2 separate regions of the Homo sapiens genome follow, and region 2 is linked to region 1. Evidence: read pairs that join two places in POLR2A ChIA-PET (ENCODE). Cell type or tissue: B cell. All regions are shown on one strand. Links, peaks and the distances in the headings refer to the core of each region. The heading gives the core; the rest is flanking DNA. Region 1 has its middle 51 kb from the start of PDE3B. Region 2 overlaps COPB1 (coat protein complex I subunit beta 1).

Region 1 (15,647 bases), core at 6,531-11,530:
TTGGGTTATACATGCTTCTTTGGAATTGTCAAATTTCCAAGCCTGACACTAGGCTCGATTGCTTGTTCCTATACTATCCAGGCCTAGCTTTCTCTTGTTCCTTTTCTGCTGACCCAGGAGTCCAAGGCTGCCAAAGGTATAACATTTTCTTTCTGCTTCCCTTCTTTCTGAACAGGTCTCTTTCTTCATCTCCATAAAAATGAATTAAAAAAATAAAACATAGAAATGCATCTCTCTCTATATATATGTTGAAAGTGGATGTTATACTTCTCAAGGGAGATAACATGCTAAAAGTATTATTCTGAATGAATAGATGACCTTATTTAAAGCTATAGGAAACATTGTGAAGGATGAGTCATTGCCAAATTAAAAGTTTACATTAAATATAAACTTTTGAGTCCCCTTTTAAGAACTTCAGAGAACCCTAGCTAAGCCTATGTTCTCAGTAACCCCTGCTGAATTGCTAAACCTCTCTTGCCTCTTTCACATGCAGTTGATCCACCCATTCCGACACAGAAAGCACATAAAAGTCTAGCCTGGAGGCCTCATCTCTGATAGGCAGACAGAAATTTGCCCCTCTTTTATTCGCCCCTCCTACTTATCCCATTCTCTGTTCTGCTCATGCTAGCTCTGTGATCCCATGGCATATTGCAGTGCAGTAGCCCTGAAACCTGGCTGCACATTGGAATCTATCCAGAGAGCTCTTGAACAGTTTTGGGGTGCTGAGCCCAATCTCTTCCCTCCACTGCAAGACTTCATTGCAGTGGTCAGAAAAAAAAAATCTGGTGTCCAGACCCAAATACAACCAATTAAATTAGAATCTTTCAGGCATGGGATTTCTCTTCTCAGTATTTTATTGAGAAAATTTTCAAACAGACAAGACAGTTGAAAAAATTTACAATCTTGCCACCTGGATTCTACCATTAGCATTTTATTATTCATGCCTATCCATTTAGTAACATTTTATTACCACATATCTATCCATCTGTTAACATCCCTCTGTCTACTAATCCACTTATTTTTTGATACATTTAAAAGTAAATTGGACCAGGTGTGGTGGCTCACACCGGTAATCCTGGCACTTTGGGAGGCCGAGGCTGGAGGACTACTTGAGGCCAGGAATTCGAGAGCAGCCTGGCCAACATGGTGAAACACCATCTCTACTAAAAATACAAAAATTAGCTGGGCATGGTGGCGCATGTCTGTAATCCCAGCTACTTGGGAGGCTAAGGCAGGAGAATCACTTGAACCCGGGAGGCAGAGGCTGCAGTGAGCCGAGATCGTGCCATTGTACTCCAGCCTGGGCGACCAAGTGAGACTCTGTCTCAAAAAAAAAAAGGAAATGCAGATAAATGATGTGTTACTCCCTGAGCCAGGGTAGTATGCATGTGGGTGTTTGTTTTTCATTATTCTTTATACTGTACACATATATGATAGGTATTCTATTTTATCCCCAAATAAAAAGACATTTAAAAAGAATGAATAGTATTCTTTGCCCAAGGGAAAATACTTAGGTAGTTTTTTCTGTGTGGAATACCTACCTACCCTCTTCTTTTCACCCATAGAAAGTCTACCTTTTTTTAGGAATTGGTATAACTTTCCCCCACCGAAGAATCTCTCCCTTGCTACTGCAGCCATCATCAATCTCTCTTTCTTTCTTTCTTTCTTTTTTTTTTAGATGGAGTCTTGCTCTGTCACCAGGCTGGAGTGCAGTGGCACGATCTCGGCTCACTGAAACCTCTGCTTTCCAGATTCAAGCCATTCTCCTGCCTCAGCCTCCTTAGTAGCTGGGATTACAGGTGCATGCCACCATTCTGAGCAAATTTTTTGTATTTTTAGTAGAGACAGGGTTCCACTATGTTGGCCAGGATGGTCTCGATCTCCTGACCTCGTGATCCGCCTGCCTCGGCCTCTCAATCTCTTTCTTTTGAATTTACTTAATATCTTTGCCATTCATCATAGCCCCAAATTAAATGCTATTTAATTTATATTCTTTTCATTTCAGGTAGAAAGGTAGCTTGCTGACACTAGTCTCAGATCCATTCCCACCCTTTCCCTGCTCTTCTCTGTTGCTGCCTCTCACAGGCTGTCTTGTTCTTTCATTCTTGATAGGTTAAAGCAATGAGAGGCACCACAGGAGGACTGGAAACGGGAAGAGAGAAGCCAGGCCATTTCTCACTCTGTTCCCTGTGTCCTTTGGAATCTGGCGGTGTCCCTCTGGACAGCCTCTCCCTTCTTTCTCCCAGATCTACTCAGGCAGTTCTCCTGGTGGTTTTTGCTCCTTCTGTCTGACAGCCAAGGCTTCTGGGCTCTGGTGACAACTGCTCCTCCCAGTGTCACCCTTGCAACAAGGAGAATAACTTCCCAATTTTGCTAATCTGTGAATTACTTCACCATTCCCTTTTCGACTTCTTCACTGCTCCATTCATCTGCATAATGAATCCTCTGTTGAAACAATTTCCCTTCCTCTGAAAGACCTGTTTTTTTTTTTTGTCTTTTTTTTTCCTGGCTAGATCCCAGCTGACATCATGTATAGTGAAAGAGCACAGGCTTGGAAACTGGAGGGACCTAAGTTTGAATCCTATTATTTATTCTATGAACTTGTTTAAGTTACTTAATTTCATTCTTAAACTAGGGGTTATAACACCTACTTCACTGGGTTGCTATGAGTGTTAAATGGCATACTATATGAACAGTGCCAATACCATAGTTAGGACTCAATAAATGGAAGCTACCATTATTGATTTATATACTCCCTGACAGCATAGCCATTTTCTTCTTTTTGTGTCTCAGTGCTTTACCTAAAGGTGTTTATCACATTACTTCCTCTGAAATTTAATTTAATCAGCAACTTATTGAGCATCTACTCTGTACTGGCAATTGTGTTAGGTAGTACTTCTAGAAGATATGATGAAAATACAGCCCTTGCCTTTAATGTGCTTACAATCTAATGAAAGTAAGAGATGTGACAACAACTAAGTCTGCAGAAATGCAATCTGACAAACACACCAAACTGAGGTACAAGTGACACCAACAGGTACATGGTTGAAGGAATGAGTGAGTGACTCTGCCTGGGAATATCAGGAAAAACTTCAGAAAGGAATAGGCGCTCTGCTGGTTTTGAATGAAAAGAAAACTTTCAACAGGCAAAGAATGAGGGAAAGAAGAATTTGGGCTGAGGGAATGGCATGAACTAAATGGTGGAGCTATAACCATGCACGTACATTTACAGCACAATTTCAACACCTCTAACAGGAGTAGGTGGAGGGAGATGTAGGGAGAGACCTTGAAATCCTTGATAGCTGCTGGGTATGGACTTGATCCTACAAGTAAAAAAACAATGCAAATTTTTGAGAAGGGGAGTGATTTCTGAGTGACCTCAGAAATCCAACTGTAACTTAAGAAAGAAAAAACAGAGTTTGGAGACCCATTATCAAGTTCTTACTATAGTCCTACTGTGACATAATCCACAACACATGGGGATAGATTGATAGGAAGGATGGACAAGAGTGTTCATTAAAATTGGCTTTGAAACAGCATTTCTCCATCTGTTTAGCATACGAGTGTCTCATGAATCACAATAATCGCAATTATAGCCAATTATTTTTTAATGTATTTAGAAAAAATATACATTCTTTATACTGGCCTATAATAAGGCTTTATGTGATCTGACCCAGAAAGTTCTCAGACTTCATCTGTATGCTTCCCCTTGCTCAGTCTACTCCAGCTCTATAAGCCATTTTTCTGTTGCTTGAATAGGCCAACCACGCCCTGGTTCTGACTCAAGGCCTTTGCAGCTGCTGTTCTATCTGCCTGGAGGAATTTTATTCCAGACCTTTGCTTATCCTTACATCTTCTGGCACTTCACTTCTTACTACCCTTCCTTTTACTTACCCTCCTTTAGGCATTCACCCTTCTTACTCTTTCTTGAATAAATCAAGCATGCTCTTGCCCCAGGGCCATTGCACTTGCTGTTTCTGCCTAGAATTCTCTTCTCCTAGATTTCTGCATGGCTTATTTCCTCACCTCCTTCAGGTCTTTCTTTGCTTATGTGTCAACTTTTCTGTGAGGAATCCCTGCATCCCTATTTAAAAATGTGAAGTTAAATATTCTTTCTCCTTTTCTACTTTCTTTTTCCCCATAGCACTTAACCACTTGGGATACTATGTATTTTCCTTTTCCTTTTTGTTTTTCCATGGTAGAATTTGAGGTGCATTAGGGAAGATATATATATATATGTGTGTGTGTATATATATATATATGTGTGTGTGTGTGTGTGTATATATATGTGTGTGTATATATATATGTGTATATATATGTGTGTATATATATGTGTGTGTGTATTATATATATATATATTTTTTTCTTTGTCAGTAGAAGGTGACTTACTGGAAAATTTAGAAACATGTGGCAACAAGACAGGTAGATCTCTGTACTGTTACTCCCCAGACCCAGAGCTTACACACCGTATAGAAAGAGCATACGTGCTTCAGAAGGAATGTGTAGGATCACTGAAATTGACCCCTCAGGGAAAGGTAAGAATGCTGTGTCTCATAGCCCATAATTTGCCAAAGGACAGCACTTAGGTAAGTACATGTTTATGATAACATCAAGGTTGTCTTGGCTTACACAAGCAACAGTACATAAAGTAGAAATCTTGAGGCATTCCTGGGCCTGGGGTTAATCAGAAGTCAACATGGCAGATTAGCATCCAAGATGAAGTGGCATCATCCTGCACAGTGTCCAACGCTGTACACTCGATTAGGAGGGAGTAAACAAGATTGAGCACTGGGAGCAACAGTAGCAGGACACCCAACAGCCCAAAGTTGGAAGGAGCACAAGTGTTCACTGATGGATGAATGGATAAACAGAATGTGGTCTAAACATACTATGAAATATTATCCAGCTTTAAAAGGGGAGGAAGTTCTGATGCATGCTACAACATGGATGAACCTTGAGGACATCATACAAATGAAATAAGCCAGGCAGAGAAGGATACATGCTGTATGATTCTACTCATATGAGGTACCTAGAGTAGTCAAACTGATAGAGAAAGTAGAATGTTGGTTGCTAGGAGTTGTGGGGATGGGAAGATGGGAAGTTATTTAATGGGTAGAGTTTCAGATCTGCAAGATGAAAAGAGTTCTAGTGATGGATGGTGGTGATGGCTTGCACCACAATGTGAATGTACTTTACTAACTGCACATTCAACACGGTTAAGATAGCAAATTTTCATTTTGTGTTTTTTACCAGAACTTAAAAAGAAAAACAGGGTTTTTTTTGTTTGTTTGTTAGTTTTCAAAAGAGTCACAGGACAAAACAAGGTGAGAATGGTCTCATGAAAACCAAAAAAACAGAGTGTTTCTAGAATGAAGGATTCATTGAATGCTGCTAAGAAAAAGATGAGATGAGGAATGAAAACATCAGTGGGACTAATGAACAGGGGCATCACTGCTGAAAAAATACAATGTCTTTAAGATGTAGAAGTGGGGTTGAAACCACATTGAAATGGGTAACACTCTCTTCTTCCTTATCTGGGAATGAGTTGGTTGTTGGTGATCATCAGTCTGATCCACTCCAAGAGAGATCGTAGCGGGGTCCAGTCTGTGCTCCCCTGGGATCGTTTGCCATGGCTAGAAGTTAAAACTACACAAACGCAAGATCAAAACCCGAGACCCGCACGCCCAGATGACCGGGACGAGGCCATACTTCACATCTTCTCTCACAGACTCACAATTAGGCAATGGTTACCTCAAACGACTTTATATGGCGGACACCCCAGTGAGAGGTGACAGTGTGCTGGCAGTCCTCACAGTTCTCGCTCGCTCTAGGCGCCTCCTCTGCCTGGGCTCCCACTTTAGCGGCACTTGAGGAGCCCTTCAGCCCACCACTGCACTGTGGGAGCCCCTTTCTGGGCTGGGCAAGGCCAGAGCCGGCTCCCTCAGCTTGCAGTGGAGGGAGAGGCGCGAGCGGGAACCGGGGCTGCGTGCAGCGCTTGCGGGCCAGCTGGAGTTCCAGGTGGGCATGGGCTTGGTGGGCCTGCACTCGGAGCAGCCGGCCGGCCCTGCCGGCCCTGGGCAGTGAGGGACTTGGCACCCAGGCCAGTGGCTGCAGAGGGTGTACTCTGGGTCCCCCAGCAGTGCCAGCCCACCGGCGCTACGCTCAATTTCTCACCCAACCTTAGCTGGCTTCCCGAGGGGCAGGGCTCAGGACCTGCAGCCCGCCATGCCTGAGCCTCCCACCCACTCTGTGGGTTCCTGGGCAGCTGGAGCCTCCCCGATGAGTGCCGCCCCCTGCTCCAGGGCGCCCAGTCCCATTGACCACCCAAGGGCTGAGGAGTGTGGGCGCACGGCACTGGGACTGGCAGGCAGTTCCACCTGCAGCCCCAGTGTGGGATTCACTGGGTGAAGCCAGCTGGGTTCCTGAGTCTGGCGGGGCCTTGGAGAGTCTTTATATCTAGCTCAGGGATTGTAAACATACCAATCAGCACCCTGTGTCTAGCTCAGGGTTTGTGAGTGCACCAATCGACACTCTGTATCTAGCTGCTCTGGGGCCTCGGAGAACCTGTGTGTCCATACTCTGTATCTAACTAATCTGATGGGGAGGTGGAGAACCTTTGTATCTAGCTCAGGGATTGTAAAGGCACCAATCAGCGCCCTGTTAAAACAGGCCACTTGGCTCTACCAATCAGCAGGATGTGGGTGGGGCCAGATAAGAGAATAAAAGCAGGCTGCCCCAGCCAGCAGTGGCAACCCGCTCGGGTCCCCTTCCACACTGTGGAAGGTTTGTTCTTTTGGTCTTTGCAATAAATCTTGCTACTGCTCACTCTTTAGGTCCACGCTGCTTTTATGAGCTGTAACACTCACTGCGAAGATCTGCAGCTTCACTCCTGAGCCCAGCGAGACCATGAGCCCACCGGGAGGAAGGAACAACTCCAGACATGCTGCCTTAAGAGCTGTAACACTCACTGCGAAGGTCTGCAGCTTCACTCCTGAGCCAGTGAGACCACGAACCCGCCACAAGGAAGAAACTCTGAACACATCATCTGAACATCAGAAGGAACAAACTCCAGACGCGCCACCTTAACAGCTGTAACACTCACCGCGAGGGTCCGCGGCTTCATTCTTGAAGTCAGTGAGACCAAGAACCCACCAATTCCGGACACACCAGGACCTTCCGCTGCTCGCTCCTCCTCGTCCCTTCTACCCGCTGGGGTCAGCCTCATCGACCCCGTCTCAACTCTGACACAGTCTCTCTCTCTCTCTCTCTCTCTATATATATATATATATATTTTTTTTTTAGATGGAGTCTCGCTTTGCTCCCCAGGCTGGAGTGCAGTGGTGCAATCTCTGCTCACTGCAAGCTCCACCTCCTGGTTTCACGCCATTCTCCTGCCTCAGCGTCCCAAGTAGCTGGGACTACAGGCGCCCGCCACCACACCCTGCTAATTTTTTGTATTTTTAGTAGAGACGGGGTTTCACCGTGTTAGCCAGGATGGTCTCAACCTCCTGACCTTGTGATCCGCCCGCCTGGGCCTCCCAAAGTGCTGGGATTACAGGCATGAGTCACTGTGCCCGGCCAGGGCAGATATTCTTGTAGAATTTTGTTTCTTGCTTTATCCCTGGTGCCTAAAACAATTTGTGGTATACAGTAAGTACTCAATAAACATTTTTTGAATGAATGACTGAATAAATGGATAAATAATTCCAGTCTCCTCATATCTCAGGTCTCAGATAAAATGCCTTCCTCAGAAATGCCTTTCCTAATCCTCCTATCTAAAACAGCCCTTCTCATCCTAGTTGTGCTTTATAATATCATTATGTTTTACTTTTCTCATATTACTTGTCATTATCTGAAATTATTCTATTTATTTACTTGCTTATTGTCTTCCTCCTCCCTCCTCCATTAGAATGTAGGCTCCTTGAGACCTGGGCCCTTGACACAATAATTGTTAAATGAGTGAATGTACAAAACACTGTGTTGAAAGCCTCAGATGAATTATCTCACCCACTTCTCATAGCAACCCCAATTAAATAGTACCATAGAATTCCCTTATCTCAAATGAGAAAACAGAGCTTTAAAGAGCTTACATAGCTAGAAAGTGGCAGAGCCCAGATTTGAACACAGGCATTTTGATTCCAGGACTCATTCTGAGTTAGTTTACGTAACTGAAGACTTCTGAGAGCCTTGTATATCTACAATCTGCAAGAGAAGGAAAGCATCTACAACGCTGCCCAAATTTACCTGACCACAGAAGCTTCTTCTTTGTGGGAAGTTCCTAGAATTTTATGGATATACTTTTGAAAATGCTTCCATAAGGTTCTAGCCCTTTTGACTTGGAAGTTGTTAGAGCTTTCTTTACAGGTCTAACATAACTTCATTGTAATTCAAGGCATGTCACCTAACATGCCTAAGAGCCATGGTGGGAAGAAGGAAGAGAGGTCTGCTGAATGGAAAAGCAAAGACATTCCGGGGTTACTGTCAAAGAAAGTAATAGAGGAGGAAAAATGAGAGAGAGAGAGAGAGAGAGAGAGAGAGAGAGAGAGAGAGAGAGAGAGCGCCAGCCCTAATGTGTGGTCCTAATAAGAGAAAGGCACAAAGATCGGCTTTCTTTCAGCAAAATCTGTGACTATTCAGTATGTGGTCCTGGGTAAGGCAGCAGAAAGTTAATTTTGGCATGTAAATCTCCAGTGGGTGAGTAGACATTGGTGTTGTTTACTCAAAATTCATTCTCTTTCTTCCTCTTTTCTAACAGAACACTGTATCTTGCCTTGTAATTCACCCTCAGGCCCTTAGCCTGTGCTTCCCTAAGCCAATTGCTCCCCTCACCAGTAAATGCTGTAGGAATGAATAGGTTGCCTTACGCAGTTGTGGTCAGTGAGACATAAAGGCAAGTCTGCCTGGGGACTTCTAGGAAAGGTTTACCTCTTCATGGAAAAGAGGCACATAGGAAGAGATGTTGGACAAAGCTAATGTTAATAATGAGAATGGCAGAGCTGAAGAATGGAAAGAACCTGATTCATGATGACATTCCTTGGCCAACCTACATTCTCATCTGGACTTCTTCTTATGTGAAGTAATAAATGTTTCTTATTATTAAAGCAATTTTCTTAAGTTTTTCTGTTACTGGTGACCAAAGCATCTCAACTGATATAGTTAGGAAATAGAACCCCTCATATCCCCTCCATATGTTCACACAGGTCAGAGTGTGAGCATTTGGAAGGAGCACTACAACAGTGGGAAGTCCAAATAGAGAGATCTACATCTCTGCAGTAAAAGATACTAATAAGCTTGATAAATTGTTGGCACAGGGAAGGGGGGGGTTCAGCTTTACATTTCCATCATGTCTAGACCAAGACATGTAGGTTCCCATGCAAAAAAACATTTCGTACTCCTTTAACCCAATATTCAGTAAATAAGTGTTCAATATTGATTTAATGGGGATGAGAATATCTGATTTTCTGTTAATCAAAATTGTAGATGTCTTTCCTTGTGTTTTAAATAAGAGATTTACCACATATATTGACCATAATACAACATTTTAACTTACTTGGAATTATTTTTCCATAGCACAATGTTAGCTTCTAGTTATCATTCATATTACAGTTAAAGGTAACTTATATGGGTCTACTTATGGGTTGAAAAAATGCATAACGTTTCTTTTTTTTATTATACTTTAATTTCTAGGGTACATGTTCACAACGTGCAGGTTTGATACATAGGTATACATGTGCCATGTTGGTTTGCTGCACTCATCAACTCATCATTTACATTAGGTAATTCTCCTAATGCTATCCCTCCCCCAGCCCCCAACCCCCAACAGGCCCCAATGTGTGATGTTCCCCACCCTGTGTCCAAGTGATCTCATTGTTCAATTCCCACCTATGGGTGAGAACACGCACTGTTTGATTTTCTATCCTTATGACAGTTTGCTGAGAATGGTTTCCAGCTTCATTCACGTCCCTGCAAAGGACATGAACTCATCCTTTTTTATGGCTGCATAGTATTCCATGGTGTATATGTGCCACATTTTCTTAATCCAGTCTATCATTGATGGACATTTGGGTTGGTTCCAAGTCTTTGCTATTGTGAATAGTGCCACAATAAACATACGTGTGCATGTGTCTTTACAGTAGCATTATTTACAATCCTTGAGGTATATACCCAGTAATGGGATTGCTGGGTCAAATGGTAATTCTAGTTCTAGATCCTTGAGGAATCACCACACTGTCTTCTACAATGGTTGAACTAATTTACACTCCCACCAACGGTGTAAAAGCATTATTTCTCCACATCCTCTCCAGCATCTGCTGTTTCCTGACTTTTTAATGACTGCCATACTAACTAGCATGAGATGGTATCTCATTGTGGTTTTGATTTGCATTTCTCTGATGACCAGTGATGATGAGCATTTTTTCATGTGTCTGTTGGCTGCATAGATGTCTTCTTTGCAGAAGTGTCTGTTCATATCCTTTACCCACTTTTTGATGTTTTTTTCTTGTAAATTTGTTTGAGTTCTTTGTAGATTCTGGATATTAGCCCTTTGTCAGATAGGTAGATTGTAAAAATTTTCTCCCATTCTGTAGGTTGACTGTTACTCTGATGGTAGTTTCTTTTGCTGTGCAGAAGCTCTTGAGTTTAATTAGATCTCATTTGTCAATTTTGGCTTTTGCTGCCATTGCTTTTGGTGTTTTAGTCATGAAGTCCTTGCCCATGCCTATGTCCTGAATGGTATTGCCTAGGTTTTCTTCTAGGGTTTTTATGGTTTTAGGTCTAACAGTTAAGTCTTTAATCCATCTTGAATTAATTTTTGTATAAGGTGTAAGGGAGGGATCCAGTTTCAGCTTTCTATATATGGCTAGCCAGTTTTCCCAGCACCATTTATGAAATAGAGAAATCCTTTCCCTATTGCTTGTTTTTGTCAGGTTTGTCAAAGATCAGATGGTTGTAGATGTGTGGTATTATTTCTGAAGCCTCTGTTCTGTTCCATTGGTCTATGTCTCTGTTTTGGTACCAGTACCATGCTGTTTTGGTTACTGTTGGCTTGTAGTATAGTTTGAAGTCAGGTAGTGTGATGCCTCCAGCTTTGTTCTTTTGGCTTAGGATTGTCTTGGCAATAAGAGCTCTTTTTTGGTTCCATATGAACTTTAAAGTAATTTTTTCCAATTCTGTGAAGAACGTCATTGGTAGCTTGATGGAGATGGCATTGAATCTATAAATTACTTTGGGCATTATGGCCATTTTCATGATATTGAGTCTTCCTATCCATGAACATGGAATATTCTTCCATTTGCTTGTGTCCTCTTTTATTTCCTTGAGCAGTGGTTTGTAGTTCTCCTTGAAGAGGTCCTTCACGTCCCTTGTAAGTTGGATTGCTAGGTATTTTATTCTCTTTGTAGCAATTGTGAATGGGAGTTCACTCATGATTTGGCTCTCTGTTTGTCTTTTAATGGTGTATAGGAATGCTTGTGATGTTTGCACATTGATTTTGTATCCTGAGACTTTGCTGAAGTTGCTTATCAGCTTAAGGAGATTTTGGGCTGAGACGATGGGGTTTTCTAAATATACAATCATGTCATCTGCAAACAGGTACAATTTGACTTCCTCATTTCCTAATTGAATACCCTTTATTTCTTTCCCTTGACTGATTGCCCTGGCCAGAACTTCCAACGCTATGTTGAATAGGAGTGGTGAGAGAGGGCATCCCTGTCTTGTGCCAGTTTTCAAAGGGAATGCTTCCAGTTTTTGCCCATTCAGTATGATATTGGTTATGGGTTTGTCATAAATAGCTCTTATTATTTTGAAATACGTTCCATCAATACCTAGTTTATTGAAAGTTTTTAGCATGAAGGGCTGTTGAATTTTGTCGAAGGCCTTTTCTGCATCTATTGAGATAATCACGTGGTTTTTCTCCTTGGTTCTGTTTATGTGATGGAGTACGTTTATTGATTTGCGTATATTGAACCAGCCTTGCATCCCAGGGATGAAGCCAACTTGATCATGGTGGATAAGCCTTTTGATGTGCTGCTGGATTCGGTTTGCCAGTATTTTATTGAAGATTTTTGCATTGATGTTCATCAGGGATATTGGTCTAAAATTACTTTTTTTGTTGTGTCTGTGCCACGCTTTGGTATCAAGATGATGTTGGCCTCATAAAATGAATTAGGGAGGATTCCCTCTTTTTCTATTGATTGGAATAGTTTCAAAAGGAATGGTACCAGCTCTTCCTTGTACCTCTGGTAGAATTCGGTTGTGAATCCATCTGGTCCTGGACTTTTTTTGGTTGGTAGGCTATTAATTATTGCCTCAATTTCAGAGCCTGTTATTGGTCTATTCAGAGATTCAACTTCTTCCTGGTTTAGTCTTGGGAGGGTGTATGTGTCCAGGAATTTATCCAATTCTTCTAGATTTTCTAGTTTATTTGCGTAGAGGTGTTTATAGCATTCTCTGATGGTAGTTTGTATTTCTGTGGGATTGGTGGTGATATCCCCTTTATCATTTTTTATTGCATCTATTTGATTCTTCTCTTTTCTTCTTTATTAGTCTTGCTAGCGGTCTATCCTATCTATTTTGTTGATCTTTTTCAAAAAACCAGCCCCTAGATTCATTGACTTTTTGAAGGTTTTTTTGTGTCTCTATCTCTTTCAGTTCTGCTCTGATCTTAGTTATTTCTTGCCTTCTGCTAGCTTTTGAATGTGTTTGCTCTTGCTTCTCTAGTTCTTTTAATTGTGATGTTAGGGTGTTGTTTTTAGATATCTCCTGCTGTCTCTTGTGGGCATTTAGTGCTATATATTTCCCTCTACACACTGCTTTGAGTGTGTCCCAGAGATTCTGGTATGTTGTGTCTTTGTTCTCACTGGTTTCAAAAAACATCTTTATTTTTGCCTTCATTTCGTTATTTACCCAGTAGTCACTCAGGAGCAAGTTGTTCAGTTTCCATGTAGTTGTGTGGTTTTTAGTCATTTTCTTAGTCCTGAGTTCTAATTTGATTGCACTGTGGTCTGAGAGACAGTTTGTTATAATTTCTGTTCTTTTACATTTGCTGAGGAGTGCTTTACTTCCAAATATGTGGTCAATTTTGGAATAAGTGTGATTGATGCTGAGAAGAATGTATATTCTGTTGATTTGGGGTGGAGAGTTCGGTAGATGACTATAAGGTCCGCTTGGTGCAGAGCTGAGTTCAATTTCTGGATATGCTTGTTAACTTTCTGTTTTGTTGATCTGTCTAATGTTGACAGTGGGGTGTTTGTCTCCCATTATTATTGTGTGGGAGTCTAAGTCTCTTTGTAGGTCTCTAAGGACTTGCTTTATGAATTTGGGTGCTCCTGTATTGGTTGCATATATATTTAGGACAGTTAGCTCTTCTTGTTGAATTAATCCCTTTACCATTATTTAATGGCCTTCTTTGTCTCTTTTGATCTTTGATGGTTTAAAGTCTGTTTTATCAGAGACTAGGATTGCAACCCCTGCTTTTTTTTTTCCATTTGCTTGGTAGATCTTCCTCCTTCCCTTATTTTGAGCCTACGTATGTCTCTGCACATAAGATGGGTCTCCTGAATACAGCACACTGATGGGTCTTGACTCTTTATCTAGTTTGCCAGTATGTGTCTTTTAATTGGAGCATTTAGCCCATTTACATTTAAGGTTAATATGTTATGTGTGAATTTCATCCTGTCATTATGATGTTAGCTGGTTATTTTGCTCATTATTTGATGCAGTTTATTCCTAGCATTGATGATCTTCACAATTTGGCATGTTTTTGCAGTGGCTGGTACCGGTTGTTCCTTTCCATGTTTAGTGCTTCCTTCAGGAGCTCTTGTAAGGCAGGCTCAGTGGTGACAAAATCTCTCAGCATTTTTCTGTAAAGGATCTTATTTCTCCTTCACTTATGAAGCTTAGTTTGGCTGGATATGAAATTCTGGGTTGAAAATTCTTTTCTTTAAGAATGTTGAATATTGGCCCCCATTCTCTTCTGGCTTTTAGAGTTTCTGCTGAGAGATCCGCTGTTAGTCTGATGGGCTTCCCTTTGTGGGTAACCCAACCTTTCTCTCTGGCTGCACTTAACATTTTTTCCTTCATTTCAACTTTGGTGAATCTGACAATTATGTGCCTTGGAGTTGCTCTTCTTGAGGAGTATCTTTATAGTGGTTTCTGTATTTCCTGAATTTGAATGTTGGCCTGCCTTGCTAGGTTGGGGAAGTTCTCCTGGATAATATCCTGAAGAGTGTTTTCCAACTTGGCTCCATTCTCCCCGTCACTTTCAAGTACACCAATCAGACATAGATGTGGTCTTTTCACATAGTCCCATATTTCTTGGAGGCTTTGTTCATTTCTTTTTACTCTTTTTTCTCTAATCTTGTTTTCTCACTTTATTTCATTAATTTGATCTTCAGTAACTGATACCCTTTCTTCCACTTGATCACATTGGCTATTGAAGCTTGTGCATGCATCACGAAGTTCTCGTACCATGGTTTTCAGCTCCATCAGGTCATTTAAGGTCTTCTCTCTGCTGTTTATTCTAGTTAGCCATTTGTCTAATCTTTTTTCAAGGTTTTTAGCTTCCTCGAGATGGGTTTGAACATCCTCCTTTACCTCGGAGAAGTCTGTTATTACCGACCTTCTGAAGCCTACTTCTGTCCACTCATCAAAGTCATTCTCTGCCCAGCTTTGTTCCGTTGCTGGCTAGGAGCTGTGTTCCTTTGGAGGAGAAAAGGCACTGTGAGTTTTAGAATTTTCAGCTTTTCTGCTCTGGTTTCTCCCCATCTTTGTGGTTTTATCTACCTTTGGTCTTTGATGTTGGTGACCTACAGATGGGGTTTTGGTGTAGATGACCTTTTTGTTGATGTTGATACTATTCCTTTCTGTTTGTTAGTTTTCCTCCTAACAGTCAAGTCCCTCAGCTGCAGGTCTGTTGGAGTTTGCTGGAGTTCCACTCCAGACCCTATTTGCCTGGGTGTCACCAGCAGAGGCTGCAGAACAGCATACATTGCTGTCTGGTCCTTCCTCTGGAAGCTTCGTCCCAGAGAGGCAGCCACCTATATGAGGTGTCTGTTGGCCACTACTGGGAGGTGTCTCCCAGTTAGGTTACACGGAGGTTAGGGATCCACTTGAGGAGGCAGTCTGTCCGTTCTCAGAGCTCAAACGCTATGCTGGGAGAACCACTGCTCTCTTCAGAGCTATGAGACAGGGACGTTTAAGTCTGCAGAAGTTGTCCGTTGCCTTATGTTCAGCTATGCCCTGCCCACAGAGGTGAAGTCTAGAGGCAGTAGGCCTTGTTAAGCTGTTGTGGGCTCCGCTCAGTTCGAGTTTCCCACCGCTTTTTTACCTACTCAAGCCTCAGCAATGGTGGATGCCCCTCCCCGAGCCAGGCTGCTGTCTCGCAGATCAATCTCAGACTGCTGAGCTAGCAGTGAGCAAGGCTCTGTGGGTGTGGGAGCCGCCGAGCCAGGCACGGAAGAGAATCACCTTGTCTGCTGGTTGCTAAGACCTTGGGAACAGCACTGTATTTGAGCGGGAGTGTCCCATTTTCCCAGGTAGTCTGTCATGGCTTCCCTTGGCTAGGAAAGGGAAATCCCCTGACCCCTTGTGCTTCCCAGGTGAGGTTATGCCCCACCCTGTTTCTGCTCGCCCTCTGTGGGCTGCACCCA
Region 2 (15,647 bases), core at 4,774-9,773, 120 kb before region 1:
GAGAAATTGGAACTCTTGTGCACTGCTGGTAAGAATGTAAAATAGTGTAGCTACCATGAAAAACACAATGGAGGTTCCTCAAAAAATTAAAAGTACAATTATCATATGATCCAGCAATTCTGCTTCTAGATATATACCCAAAAGAACTAAAAGCAGGGACTTGAACAGATATTTGTACATCTGTGTTAACAGCAGCATTCTTCACAGTAACCAAAAGGCAGAAGCAATGCACATATCCAGGGATGGATATATGGATAAACAAAATGTGGCATATACTTACAATGTAATATTATTCAGCCTTAATAAGGCAGGAAATTCTGATACATGCTATGACATGAATGAATCTTGAAGACATTATACTGAGTGAAATATGCCAGTCACAAAAGGAAAAATACTGTATTGTTCCACTTCTGTGAGGTACTTAAAATAGTCAAAATCACAGAGACACAAAGTAGAATGGTGGCTAGGGGTAAGTAGAGGTTGAGGGGAAGTAGGAATGACGAGTTATTGTTTAATGGACATAGTTTCAGCTTTGCAAGATGAAAACAGTCCTGGAGATGGCTGCATAACAATATGAATTTAATTAATGCCACAGAACTGTACACTTACAAATGGGTTAAAATGGCAAATCTTTTGCAACTTTAACTATAATTCAAAAAAACTAAAAAAATTTTATAAATGTAATATTATTGATATCAATTCCCAATTTTAAGGGAGGGAAATTGTTTTAGTAATTCCAATTCTGCTACTGACCTTATCTTAAACAAAAGTAATGTAAGACTGTTCATTCAGTCTAATAGATGAGGGATCACTGATTCTTAAATTTATATATTTAAGAGAGTAGAATCATTTTCCTAATAAAATTCTATATGGAACTCGATATATTAAGAATATAAAAGTAGAACTGCTCTGTTTAAAGTAGCAGAGAATAAGAGAAGGTGAGGTCAAGGTGTGGGAAGAGGCCAGGGCTGTTGCCTGTTCAGCTTCCCTTTAAAAACCTCAGCTAACCTTTAAGGATCCCCTTCCCTCAACTTCTATTTATTGGTCTATGATTCCAGACACAACTGGATCGAGTTAAACCATCTGATGGACTTACAGTACTATCACATATAGTAGTAAGGTACTTCATCAGCTTCTGAGTTTCAACTGAGGTTTAATGGACCTATCACAGTGACTTGACAAAATAGTTATCTTTCTTTTAAAAATAGCAGCACTAACAACTTCCTTAAGGAGTCGATTTAAATAATTTAGAGTCTATCAGACATTTTGTTACCTTGTTAAGTTTAGATGCTAGGGGATCTGCTGCCTCTTTCCTCTGTGTGTTACCCATTGCTGCCAGTAAACTCAGCTGAAACTGATCTTCCTTGCAGTTCATTTCATTCTTAGCAGTTAGTTGCATGAAGGAAATGGGGTCATCAGGCTGTACTGTCACATTCCTCTTTTCAGATTCTTTCTGTGTTGAGAATATAACAAAGTCTCTCTTTAATATGAAAAGATAGTTTTTTAGAGGCTTTTGACAGAGACAGCCCTCACATATGAAAACTGAAAAATCAACAAAACAACAAGAAAACCCACAAAGCACTTTTCTTTTCTTTTTTTTCTTCCTGAGACAGGCTGTTACTCTGTTGCCCAGGCGGAGTGCAGTGGTATGATCACAGCTCACTGCAGCCTCGAACTCTTAGATTCAAACGATCCTTCATCCTCAGCCTTCCAAGTAGCTGGAATGACAGGCACATACCACCATGCCTGGCTAATTTTCTCATTTTTTTTGTTGAGACAGGGGCTTGCTATGTAGCCCACACTGGTCTCAAACACCTGGCCCCAAGGAGTCCTCCTGCCTCAGCCTCCCAAAGTGCTGGGATTACAGGCGTGAGCCACTGCACGAAGAGACACAAAACACTTTTGTTGCCTCATCATATATACCTTACCTTTTGGGATAATTTCTCTTCTTCTAGTTTAGCAGATAACATGTGAGAAAGGGACTGTCTGCATTCCTTATTGAAAATGTCATTCATTAAAGGTGAACATTCAGACAAGACCTTGAGGCACAGGGAAATTCGATCCACATCATCATCAGTAATTGGCTTCTTAGGAAGAGAGGATTTTCCCAAATGCAGGATAGTAGCCATGAGCAACATAGCCTCAGCAACAAAAGACTAAGAAAGTAAAGAAATCGGTTACTGATATTGTCTTGATTCTCAGATTGCAATCATGTCACTTCATTATAACTCACAATCTAAATTTTCACTTCACCTGAATAAGATTTCAAATTCTTTGGATTTTATGTCCATATCTGTTTTTGCATTCTTCTCCTTCCTTTCTACTCTTAACTGCCACTCTCTAAGACCTGCATTAATCCTCAATTAGAGACAGCAGAGGCTTTTTAACTGTTTTCCCTTGCTCCAGTCCTTCTCTGTAACCACTTCATATGCTGATGCTGTCCTTTTTAATCCCAACTACAGAAAAGTTAAAAGAATGATATACTTTACCAATTGTTAACATTTTGCCACATTTGCTTACCTATTCTGTATATGTACACTTATTTTTTTTGGCTGACATGTGAAAAAGTCTTCACCTCATAAATGCTTCAGCATTCATCTCCTAAGAGTCAGAACAGTTTCCTACAAACCACAATTTCATTTTCTCATCTGAAAAATTCAACAATTCCAAAATACAGCTTCTATACTCTGAATTCAAATAAATCTCCCTAAATTGTCTTAAAATGTTTTTGTTTTATTTTTTAAATCCAGGATCAGCTTCATGCATTTTATCCCTCTTAATCTAGACCAGTTCTCTGCCGTTTTGTTTTTAATCGCACTAACTTTTTTAAAGAACTGAGGCCAGTTGTTTTATAGAATATCCCACACTTTTGATTAGAATACCAGATAGGTGATGTTTTGTATTTCACCCTGTACTGCATCACAAGGTACCTAAAGTTAGGCTGTCCAATTATTGTGCTGCTAAGCGTGATCACCTGATGCTGCTATCTTAATCTTTATACTGCACCAATCATTTCATTCCCTATGTAAATACCTTTAATGAATGTCAGCCTTCATACTGAAGTCCGTATTACTTAGCTCGCTATTCAAAGTCTTCCACAAGTGATTGCAACTTACTTTTTTAGTCTCATGTAGCATTATCCTGACACATATGCTCTAAGCCCTTGCCAAATTGCCTTTGGCTGAGTACTGATCTGCACACATGCATGAAAAACTACTGGAGGCCTGGGAAAAACCAGCAGAAGAGTAAGTATATGTCCCCCAAGTTTGGATACTGTCTCCAAAAGGAGAGGAAAGAGAGGAGGGGACAGAAAAAAAAATCCGAGGAAATGACTGAAAATTTCCCAAACTGATGGAGATATAAACCTGCAAACCCAACAAGCTCAATGAACCACAAGTACAGCAAACATGAAGAAAACCACACTAAGGCATATCCTAATCAAATTACTGAAACCAAGTGAAAAGGAGAAAATCTAAAACCAGTGGAAGAAATACACACACACACACACACACACACACACACACACACACACACACACTCTCTCTCTCTCTACACCCAGGGAGATAAGAATGACAGTAGACTTCTCACCAAAAAGCCAGAAGACAATGGAGCTTTACTTTTACACTACTGGGAAAAAAAAACAGAAGACTTAGAATCCTATACCCACAAAGGTAACTTTCTAAAGTGTACAAAAAAATAGGCTTTTTCCAGACAAAAACTGGAACAATCTGTTGCCAACAAATCTGCACTATAAGAAAAGTTAAAGCAAATTCTTTAGGCAAAAGATGTATGATACCAGAAACTTAGTCCTACACAAAGAAATGAAGAGTGTTGGAAATGGCATAAATGAAGGAGTGCCAGTGAGATTATAAGCAACCAAACTTCCTTCTTGTACCAAACAGTGCAAACATTATTAACTCGGTATGTTACAAGAAACTGGCTCTTTTAAGCAGGTATCAGTAAACACTCCCAACTTCCAGAAGTGATGCAACCAGGAGAGGAAAGCAAATTCAACTCTGAGATAAAAAAATGTTGGAGACTTTTAAAAAACATACTTTAAAGATTATACTGTGACCAGACCTGAATAAATAAATGCCCACAAAAGAGTTACAAAATAAATTATTGCTCAAAAATCAAATCAATTAAGGGATAATATACCTTGTAAATTATCTGGCTCTCATTTATGGCTTTTCTTATAATGGAATTAAAACAAAAACAAAAAGAACCTGGCCAGGCACGGTGGCTCATGCCTGTAATCCCAGCACTTTGGGAGGCCGAGGTGGGCGGATCACCTGAGGTCAGCAGTTCGAGACCAGCCTGGTCAACATGGTGAAACCCCAGTCTCTACTAAAAATACAAAAAAAATTAGACAGGCGTGGTGGCAGGCGCCTGTAGCCCCAGCTACTCGGGAGGCTGAGCCAGGAGAATTGCTTAAACCCAGGAGGCGGAGGTTGCAGTGAGCTGAGATCATGCCATGGCACTCCGGCCTGGGCAAGAAGAGTGAGACTCCGTCTAAAAAAAAATTTTTTTTTAGATCAAGCTGTTAGTCTCCAAAAACGAAGGAAATATGAGTGATGTGAGTGAAAGTGTTTCAATTTAGAAACCTGCTGTATAGATAACCAACATAATACGAAAGCTGAAGGAATCAAAAGGAGTCCCATTGCTACAGGCCCAATTTGAATGTCAGAAATTGCTGTGGTAGGACATTGTAACCAACTCTGCGCTACTACCACAAATGTTCTATGGATTCTGTTTCTTAAATAATAAGAGTTGAAACTACTTGATCAGTGGCAGCATAATGGATGTTGTCTTAGCAGGCATGAAAACATTCATTTCTTTCTACATCTCCATCAGAGCTCTTGGGTGACCAGCTAAATTGTCAATGAACAGTAATATTTTAAAAGGAGTCTTTTATTTCTGAGCAGTAGGTCTCAATGGTGAGCTTAAAATACTTAGTAAGCCATCCCGTAAAGAGGATGTGCTGACATCCAGGCTTTGTTGTTCCACTGACAGAGCACAGACAGAGTTGATTAAGCACAATTCTTAAGAGCCCTAGGATTTTCAAAATGGGAAATGAGCAATGGCTTCAACTTAAGTTACTGGTTGTATTAGCCCTTACCAAAAGAGTCAGCCTATCCTTTGAAGCTTTGAAGCCAGGCACCGACTTCTCTCTAGCTACCAAAGTCCTAGATGGCATCTTCTTCCAATATAAGGTTGTTTAGTCTACACTGAAAATCTGTTGTTTAGTGTGGTCACCTTCACCAATGATCTTGGCTAGATCTTCCAGATAACTTGCCACAGCTTCTCCATTAGGACTTGCTACTTCATGTCAAACTTTTACATTATGAAGACGGGCTTATTTCCTTAAACCTCATGAATCAACCTCTGCTAGCTTCAAACTCTTCTTCTGAAGCTTCCTAACCTCTCTCAGCCTTCATGGAATTGAAGAGAGTTAAGGTCTTAGTCTGGATTAGGCTTTTGGCTTAAGGGAATCTTGTGGCTGGTTTTATCTTCTATCCAGACCACTCAAACTTTCTATCAGCAATAAAGCTATTTCGCTTTCTTTCTTCTTCTTTTTTTTCCTCGAGACGGAGTCTTGTTCTGTCTCCCAGGCTGGAGTGCAGTGGTGTGATGTCAGCTCACTGCAACCTCTGCCTCCCATGTTCAAACAATTCTCCTGCCTCAGCCTCCCAAGTAGCTGGGAGTACAGGCGCCTGCCACCACACCTGGCTAATTTTTGTATTTTTAGTAGAGACAGGGTTTCACCATGTTGGCCAGGCTGGTCTCGAACTCCTGACCTCGTGATCCGCCTGTCTCGGGCCTCCCAAAGTGCTGGTGTGAGTCACCACGCCTGCCAAATGTTTCACTTTCTTATCATTCATGTGTTTACTGGAGTAGCACTTTTAATTTCCTTTAAGAGCATTTCCTTTGCATGCATAACTTGGCTACCTACTTGGCAAAAGCAGCCTAGCTTTTGGCTTAGCTCAGCTTTTGACATGCATTCCTTACTAAGTTTAATTATTTCTCACTTTTGATTTAAAGTGAAAGACATGTGACTCTTCCCTTCACTTAGAAGCCACTGTAGGATTATTAACCGGCCTAATTTCAATATTGTGGTATCTCAGGGAATAGAATAGGGAGGCCCAAGGAGGAAAGAGACGGGGTAACAGCCGGAACACACACAACAATTATTGATTACGTTTACTATTTTATATGGGAATGGTTCCTGGCATCCCAAAACAACTATGATAGTAACATTAAAGATCACTGATAACAGATCACCATAACAGATGTAATAATAATGAAAAAGTTTGAAATATTGTGAGAATTACCAAAATGTAACACAGAGATATGAAGTGAGCATATGCTTATTTGGAAAAATGATGCTAACAGACTTGCTCAACTCAGGGTTCCCACAAACCTTCATTTGTTTAAAAAAAAAAAAAAAAGCAATATGTGCAAAGTACAATAAAATGAAGTATGCCTGTAAATGCTATGTAAATAATTGTTACACTGCATTGTTTTCAACTTTCTATTATTTTTTACTGTTTATCATTTTTTAAAAAAGATATTTTCAATCCATAGTTGGTTGAATCTGCAGGTGCAGAAGCTGTGAATATGGAGGACCAACTGCATACCATTGTAAATGGGTGTTTGGTTAGAACGGTCAGAAGCTACAAAGCAGGCATGAACTACAGATGAGAATAACTTAAGAGACATTCTGGGATAAAACAGACAATGACCGAATGGATGCAGATGCTGGAGAGAAGGACATTTCCTTCACTGGTCCTGAACTAATCCCAGCAAACTGAGGTGACTTCATAAATCCTTTCTCTTCCACTGGAATAATCACATGACATTGTTATTGTATTACTTTGTCAATTTTCATTTTTTTAAAGCCCAAACAGAAGAGGAAGATACTTTATCAATTTTAGAGTAATATATTACTGTGTCCACTTCTGCTATTAAATCATAAACTCTTTCATGACAGAAACTTAGCATTAATTTTTGAGTCCCTCACTGTTCAATGCATATAGTAGGCACTCAATGTTTAATTGTTGGTTAAATGTAAAATAAATGAACTTACATTTTGCTTTTTCTTCTCCTGAACCAAAGCTACATAGCGCAATGCAATCTTGGTCAGAGTTGTGGCAAGGGAGGCAGCAACAAAGAAATCTCCATCCAGAAGGAATCCTCTCAAGGGAGGTCTGCAAAGCAACCAAGGAAAATCAAACCCACCAACTTGCTAAGCAGCATGCAGCTTCTGTATAAATGAATGATATAGGCCTATTAAACACTCTTATTACCATCCTTCAGTGATAAGGATACCTTAGCTAACTAACTCCTTAGCTCCCAGAAGAAAGAAGGAAAAAGAAAAATAATACATGACTTTAAAACTTATCTTTGGCCAGGTGCAGTGGCTCACACCTGTAATCCCAGCACTTTGGGAGGCCAAGGCGGGCGGATTACCTGAGGTCAGGAGTTCGAGGACAGCCTGGCCAACATGGTGAAACCCCGTCTCTACTAAAAATACAAAAATTAGCTGGGCATGGTGGCACAAACCTGTAATCCCAGCTACTCAGGAGATTGAGGCAGGAGAACTGCTTGAGCCCAGGAGACAGGTTGCAGTGAGCCATGATCGCGCCACTGCACTCTAGCGTGGCCGACAGAGCAAGACTCTGTGTCAAAAAAAAAAAAAAAAAAAAAAAAAAGAAAACTTATCTTTGAATGACACAAAAGCCATCAGAATATGGAAAGATACAATATTTAATTAGGGGCATACGTAATTGCAGCTAATGAAGTACCTCCGAATTCCAGCTTACCTGTTTATTTACTGGGTAAGCCTCAAATTCTTCTTCCATAAAATGGAGATAATATATTCTATCTCAAAGGCTTATTGTCAAGACTATATGAGACAAACTACTTAGCACAATGCCTAGCACTTAGTGGGTATTCAGTAAAATTTTAGGCAAAGATTTCACCATCTTCACCATTAAAATTTACTTAATAGAAAAATGCACAATTTTATTCCATCATTTAGAAATTGAAAAATCTTCAAAATGTTTTCAGATGCTAATAAACAACAAAACTCAAATATCTTCAGTTACCCCCACTTAGCATTTTCTGAGTAAAAATAATTTGAGTTTAAACAGAACAGTTATTTCCATAAAAACACTGGAAGGGACAGAGAATTAAAACCATCAATACAATTCCTAGGGGGAAGAACTTAAACATCCTCCGCTTCTCAAGTACCTTAAATGGCAAAGATTTTCATTTTGGTTGCAAAAGCAAGAGGAAAGAAATCATTTGACTGTCTTACATACAAGAGTAATAATAAAAGTAGTACAGCTGGCAGGGTATATGTGCCATAAATTACCTGTCTTCCTCTTTCTTGGTGGGTCTAGAACTGCTAAGGGCACTCTGAGTTGCATAGGTACCCATTTCAGTAACCAATTTCTGAACTGGCCCTACAGTTATTTCTTCTTCAGGTTTTAATTCACCAGCTTCTTTCTTTATTTCTGACTCTACAATTGGGATCTAAAAGTCAATTGGAAACATCATTTTAGTAATAGTATCAACAGCAAGCAAAATTATCTTTAAATATTTGATTGTTTCTCTAAAAAAGGCATTACCCTAATGGGATTTTTGGAACTGGGAACTCTGCTTTCAATTTATTTCCTTCCCAGGATAATGTAGTAGGTAGAATAGGGGCTTCAGAGATGGATATTCCAGGGTTTGAATTCTCACTCTGCCACTTACTACTTTGGACCTCAGTTTCTTAATCTGCTAAGTGGAAATCTTAATTCTTTCTACACATTTTACCTAATAGAAAAATGCATTGGACAGTGTCTAACACAAAGCAGATGGTCATTAAGTCGTATTCCTCTTCTTCATTCCTTTCCTTGAAATTTTAACCAAAACAGTACTCATCCTTCTAAAATGAAATAAATCCGACTTATTTGTACATAATAACCTCATCAACTAACTTTTAAATTAACTGAATGGCTATTATGTATTTATTACTCAATACCAGTCCATTACCTAATATAAGAGCACTAAGAGTATTTAATCATTACCTATTTTAATTTATTTTATAGGTGAAAAACACTGATGTCAAGTTAGGTTGAGGAACTTATATTCAAGGTCCTCCAGCTAACTGTCGACACAACAATGACTAGAACTAATTGTCAGGTCTCCTGATAATTAGTCCACTGTTCTTTCTATTCTACCATAAGGTTGTTAGGATGAAGAATACTGTCAGTTTTACTGCATAAATATTCTGAAGTCAGACTTACTCTAAGGCATTCTTCCTTCAGAATACAGGCTAAAGCAGAATTTTACAAGCTACTGCTTCTTTTTTTTTTTTTTTTTTTTAATAAACACAGAACATTTTGTTCAAACAAAATCTAACTCAGAAGTGTAAATAATGTAAGCAAATCACTATAAAAAGTCAGATTTTCCTAAAGGAAAAATTACCATATAAACTAACATTTACTAAAGTAAAACATACCTCTCCAAGGGACCTGCGGATCTCAGTCATCACACTCTGAATGTCTTCCTTGGTACTACAGTATTCTCCCAGGATCCATAATGCTCCTCGGTAAATCCTAGCACAATACAAGATCTGAAACATGAACTTGGCAGACAAATCTTGAAGCAGAGATCTTTCTTTGTTAATTTAAGCTCAAATAAAAACAAGGGCCAGGCACTCACGCCTGTAATCCCAGCACTTTGGGAGGCCGAGGCGGGCGGATCACGAGGTCAGGAGATCGAGACCATCCTGGCTAACATGGTGAAATCACGTCTCTACTAAAAATACAAAAAAATTAGCCGGGCATGGTGGCGGGCGCCTGTAGTCCCAGCTACCCGGGAGGCTGAGGCAGGAGAATGGCGGGAACCCATTCTCGGGAAGCGGAGCTTGCAGTGAGCCAAGATCGCGCCACTGCACTCCAGGCTGGGTGACAGAGCGAGACTCCGTCTCAAAAAAAAAAAAAAAACAAGGGCCAGGCACGGTGGCTCACGCCTGTAATCCTAGCACATTCGGAGGCTGAGGCCAGCGGATCACTTGAGCCCAGGAGCTCAAAACCAGCCTGGGCAACATGGTGAAACCCCATCTCTACTAAAAATACAAAAATCAGCCAGGCATGGTGATGCACATCTGTAATCCCAGCTATTGAGGAAACTGAGGCATAAGAGCTCCTTGAGGCCGGGCACAGTGGCTCACGCCTGTAATCCCAGCACTTTGAGAGGCTGAGGCGGGCGGATCACCTGAGGTTGGGAGTTCAAGACCAGCCTCACAAACATGGTGAAACCTCGTCTCTACTGAAAATACAAAAAAAATTTGCTGGATGCAGTGGCACGCACCTGTAGTCCAGATACTTGGGAGGCTGAGGCTGGAGAATCGCTTGAACATGAGAGGCGGCGGTTGCAGTGAGCCGAGATCGCGCCACTGCACTCTAGCCTGTGAGACAGAGCAAGACTCCATCTCAAAAAAAAAAAAAAAAAAAGAACTGCCTGAATCCAGGAGGCGGAGGTTGCAATGCCCTGAGATAGCGCCACTGCACTCCAGCCTGGGTGACAGAGCAAGCTTCTGTCTCAATAACAAAAAAACAAAAAACAAAAACCAACAAGATTCTGCAGTTCTAAAGTATTTTAGATAAATATTTCAGAAAGAATCTAACAAAACCTAGGTTTCAGTTCTCTCCAGAAATCACAAAGATTAAAAGTAAAATAACTGTTCTTATTATTAGGAACATTCTAAAACTGGTAAACCTAGCAGTAAAAATAAAATACCAAAATGTTTCCCAGTAAAGTGTCCATTTAGGACACAGTGAAGGCAAATTTGGCTTAATCTCTTACTACTCTAAGAAATGTATTATTTTATGGCCAGACACTGTGGCTCACACCTGTAATCTCAGCATCTGGGGAGGATGAGGTGGGAGGATTGCTTTAGTCCAGGAGTTCGAGACCAGCCTGGGCAACAAAGCAAGGCCCTCATCTCTCTTAAAAAAATAAATAAATAAAGTAAAAACAAAACAAAAACAAAAACAAAAAATCAGGAATGTATTATTTTAATGTAAAAAGTAATTCACTTTTTATTTTCAGTCACTGAAGAGGCAAGGTGTTGAACTGAACAATGGATACAGAAGAAGTACAAGGGATCAGTAAAAAAATAATAGTAAAGAAAGCAACCATTCATTCATTCATTTAGATTAAAAAAATAAATAGAGACAAAGTCTCACCATGTTGCCCAGGCTGGTCTCCAACTCCTGACATCCAGCAATTCTCCTGCCTTGGCCTCCCAAAGTGCTGGGAATACAAGTGTGAGCCACCATACCCAGCCAACAATTCTTTAGTTTAAAATGTTAAACTGAATAAAGTCCTTAGTCATCTTTCCCCTAAGATTTTAATTAAATTTATTCAGAAAAACTTAATTATAGAAACCAAAGCTCTAAGAGATTATGGCTGTCAAAAACAAATTCTTAATGTCATAGCTCTTTTAAAATTTGTTTAGCAGGCTTTCTGGTTTTTGCCGGAAAGCCCTCTCACAAAAAAAAAAAAAAAAAAAAAAAAAGCAAATCCTTAATATGATTTTCTTCTCACAAAGGAAGCAAATCCTGCTCTGCTCACTTCCATAAATATTAATATATTTTCATATCATAAAAACAATTTTGTACTTGTCCCTTCCTTCCTGAGACATATTTCAAGTCTGTTAGAGACTATCCATCAGATGCTTTAAATGAAGCAAAATTTAGATGCAACAGTCCTTTCTCATTAGCAAAGGCTCTCTGAAGGGAAAGACAGATTTAGGTTGCATTTTCAATCTTTCTCTTCATTAAATGTGAAAGGAAGATATAAATAATAGTAATAGCCAAAAAGTGATGCCATTTAAAAATATGCTCTTTAGTTACTTTAAGATTCACAATGTTTTAGAGAAAATCAGAATAGAGACCCTGAGCTAAATCACTCCTAAAAAAATTATTTTGGGCCATTTATTATAGACTAAATGAGAGTGGAGTTAGCGAGATGCTTGTTGTACAAACTTGTCTTATTTTGGCTTGATTGTCCTCTCCATTCTATTTTCTATCAACTGACCCTTTAAAGATAAAAACTGATAAAATGCTTACTTGACCTTACATTTAAATGTATTTTAAACCTACTTGACAGATTTAATAGCATGAAAGACTTCAAGCATCTTCTCAACAATAAGCATTCTCAGGTTATCAAAGCGCTGAATGGCTTCACGAACAAACTCCAAGACATCAGCAGCTGCTGCTTCGTTGTTGTCACTGAGAAATTCCATTAACTAAAAGAAAAAAAAAAAAAAGAAAATGGAACTAACAATTTTCGAAAAGAAAATTATCTAGGACAAGAAATAAATTAAAAGAATGTAATTCTTTTTTTGTTTTCTAAGAGACAGGGTCTTGCTTTGCTGCCCAGGCTAGAGAATAGTGGCACAATCATAGCTCACTGCAGCCTTGAACTCTTGGGCTCAAGTGATCCTCTGGCAGCCTCAGCCTCCCCAGGAGCTAGGACTTCAGGCATGACACTATGCCTAGCTAATATTAATTTTTTTGTAGAGACAGGGTCTCCCTATATTGCCCTGGCTGGTCTTGAATCCCTGGCCTCAAGTAATCCTCTTGCCTAGCCCTCCCAAAGTGCTCGAATTACAGACATGAAGTGCCATGCCTGACCCTTGTAATTCTTAATAATTTTCAAATACACAACAAAATGTAAATTGAGAGACAAGTACTATTATGTAAACAAAGTCACAATGGCTTTTCCATTTTATGTGCAGCAAAATTTATTTTAAAATTCACTATAAAAGATAAGCTAGAGATCCAAAACTCCAAATAAATAAATGAATTCGATCCTCCTAAATTGTAACTAAAATCATTTTAGAGAGAACTCAAGAGCTCAAAGGCAAAAATCAAATTATAATAACATACCTCACTTATCTGACAGTGACAGCAAAATATTCTACATATGTGAATTTTTCCTATAACTGATTCCTTTAAGAGCTAAAGCTATTTAAAATAAATACCTATTTGCCTTACTGAATAATATATATACACAGCATAATTTTACTTTAGGTAACTGTATCATCAATTAAAATAATATGCAAAGCTTTTTTTTGGTCACTGTTTTTGTTTTTTTGATGAATATATAAGTGAAAGAAGTCAGTCCTCACCCTTCTGAGTTTAAAGGTAGAGGTAGATATAAAGATCACTTCTCACCATGAGATTTAATGGTTCTAGGCAGCTGAGATTTCTGGAGTTTGTCAAATAACTATATTTTTTAAAAAATTCTTTTAGATAATTTCAAAATTAAAGTCATCAGAATTACATACCACAGGAATAACATTTGCAGCCATATCTGGAAATCGGACAGAACAGGAATGCAATGTTCGCACTAGGAGTTGTCTGTATTTGTCAGTATCTTCATGCTCAGACACATTATTTGTTTTTATCACTTCCTTCTTCAGGACAATAACCAGCTTATAGAATGAAGTAAAAATAAGTGAGAGTTACATCATATTTGGGCCTGATAGCTACAAAGTGCTGTCAGAGTTTCCTTTTACCTCTTCAACATTTCTAGAAGAGACAAGATCCAGTGCTAACTGCAGAGTTTTCTTTCGTACTTCTAAGTCTGGTGTGCTCAATACTCTTAGGATATCCATAACCAGATCCTAAAAAAGAAGAAAAAATCAAGAATTAACACCAATCTTTCTGGTCACAGGAAAAAAATCTTCACTGCAGAATGGTGGGGTTTATCTATCATCACTTTAATTCTTTAATCAATAACAAAACCACTAGTGGTGGAAGAACTAGATAGTTTGGGTCTCCTGATACACTGCAATATGAAATAATAGCACATGACACATTCAAACTGATAATGTTTACTTTGACTCTGTCAAGCTAAAGCTAAAGCTCCAACTTACAGTTTATAGAAAGTAACAGAAGTCAAAGAACAAGCTAAACAACGTAAGAAAGTAGCCATACACATCCAGAAAGAGGGGCATTTTATAGTATTACTGGTCTGGTCTCTTCAACAAATCAGTGTCATAAAAAAAAGATACTGTCCAAAATTAAGAGACTGAAAGGGCATAACCACCAAATACGATACATGGTCACAAAATGGGCAAACTAAACAAAAAGGGCTTTTGGGATAACTGGGAAAATCTACATATAGACTTGGTATTAGATAACATTCATAAATTATTAACAATTTCGTTAAATGTGATATTATTTGACTCCATAGGAAAATGTAACATTTAAAAGATGCACACTTAAAAACAATTCGAAACTGATAAAAAAGTTCTAAGAGTGAACTCCTGTATATCCTTCACCTACATTCACCAGTTAATATCTTCCCACATTTGCTCTTTTCTTTTTTTTGAGATGGAGTCTTGCTCTGTCACCCAGGCTGGAGTGCAGTGGCAAGATCTTGGCTCACTGCAACCTCTGCCTCCTGGGTTCAAGCAATTCTCCTGTCTCAGCCTCCTGAGTAGCTGGGACTACAGTTGCACACCACCATGTCCAGCTAATTTTTGTATTTTAATGGAGACAGGGAGGGTTTCACCATATTTGTCAGGGTGGTCTCGAACTCCTGACCTCAGGTGATCCACCTGCCTCAGCCTCCCAAAGTGCTGCGATTTTAGGCATGAGCCACCACACCTGGCCCACATTTGCTCTTTACTGCTGATAATTTTAGTGTATCTCTCTCAAGGGTAAGGATAATTTCTTATATAACCACATTATAATTATCAGAGAATTTAACACTGATCAATACTATTAACTAATATACACACCATATTCATATTTCTCAATCTGTCCCAATAATGTCCTTCATAGAAATTTGTTGTTGCTGTTGTTCTGATCCAAGATCAGCACTGCATTTACCTGCCATGGGGTTTTATTTTTATAACCATTATTATTCTCATGGATTAAACAAATATGGTGATAATTTTCTAGAATCAGATCACCTTTTATTCTCAATTGGTATAATAATTTTCCACGAAATGTAAATTATATTCAAATTAAAATGAGTATGTCACTGTCGCTAAGAATAGTCAATACAGTACAAACCGAAAAGATAAAAAAATATAATACTGATTCACTTTAGAAAAACATTTTTTTTTTTTGAGACAGAGTCTCACTCTGTTGCCCAGGCTGGAGTGCAGTGGCACGATCTCAGCTCACTGCAACCTCTGCCTCCTGGGTTCAAGTGATTCTCCTGCCTCAGCCTCCCAAGTAGTTGGGATTACAGGCGCACTTCACCACACCCAGCTAATTTTTGTTATTTTTAGTATAGACAGGGTTTTACCATGTTGGCCAGGCTGGTCTCAAACTCCTGACCTCAGATGATGTGCCCGCCTCTGCCTCCCAAAGTGCTGGGATTACAGGCGTGAGCCACCGCGTCCAGCCATTTTAGAAATATTTTTTGTGGTAAAGATAATACCCCAAAAGGCTATGATGACTCAATAGTTAACACTTTAGCTGATCAAAATATAAACTGCTCAGTTTCCAAGCATTTAGGTTAACCAAGATGGGCAAAGCTTGAGAATGACCTAAATTTGAAAAACATTTTATTTAGGATCTCTCTTTTTCAGATAACACTTACCTGTAGTACTCGTTCATGAGCAG

Evidence for each region. Peaks named below come from ENCODE experiments on the same cell type or tissue, not always from the same donor. Only the 100,000 strongest peaks of a DNase experiment are listed, where the experiment ranks them.
Region 2: POLR2A ChIA-PET joins it to region 1 with 6 read pairs; 2 of 35 experiments call an interaction of 5 or more read pairs at or near these places.

Annotation. Positions count from the first base shown.
Region 1 is chr11:14,585,105-14,600,751 of GRCh38, forward strand. It overlaps a transcript of PSMA1 not described here. Among named protein-coding and RNA genes, the nearest start is that of PDE3B, 51 kb to the right of the region's middle. In B cell, for the core only: no CTCF peak of the experiment used is centred there; a DNase peak (open chromatin) is centred at 8,867.
Region 2 is chr11:14,467,408-14,483,054 of GRCh38, forward strand. It overlaps COPB1 (coat protein complex I subunit beta 1), which reads right to left. Exons shown (of 22, transcript NM_001144061.2): 8 at 15,625-15,647; 9 at 13,583-13,690; 10 at 13,352-13,498; 11 at 12,162-12,307; 12 at 9,512-9,608; 13 at 8,378-8,538; 14 at 7,088-7,208; 15 at 1,929-2,156; 16 at 1,274-1,453. It also overlaps the pseudogene RNU7-49P. Among named protein-coding and RNA genes, the nearest start is that of COPB1, 25 kb to the right of the region's middle. In B cell, for the core only: no CTCF peak of the experiment used is centred there; no DNase peak of the experiment used is centred there.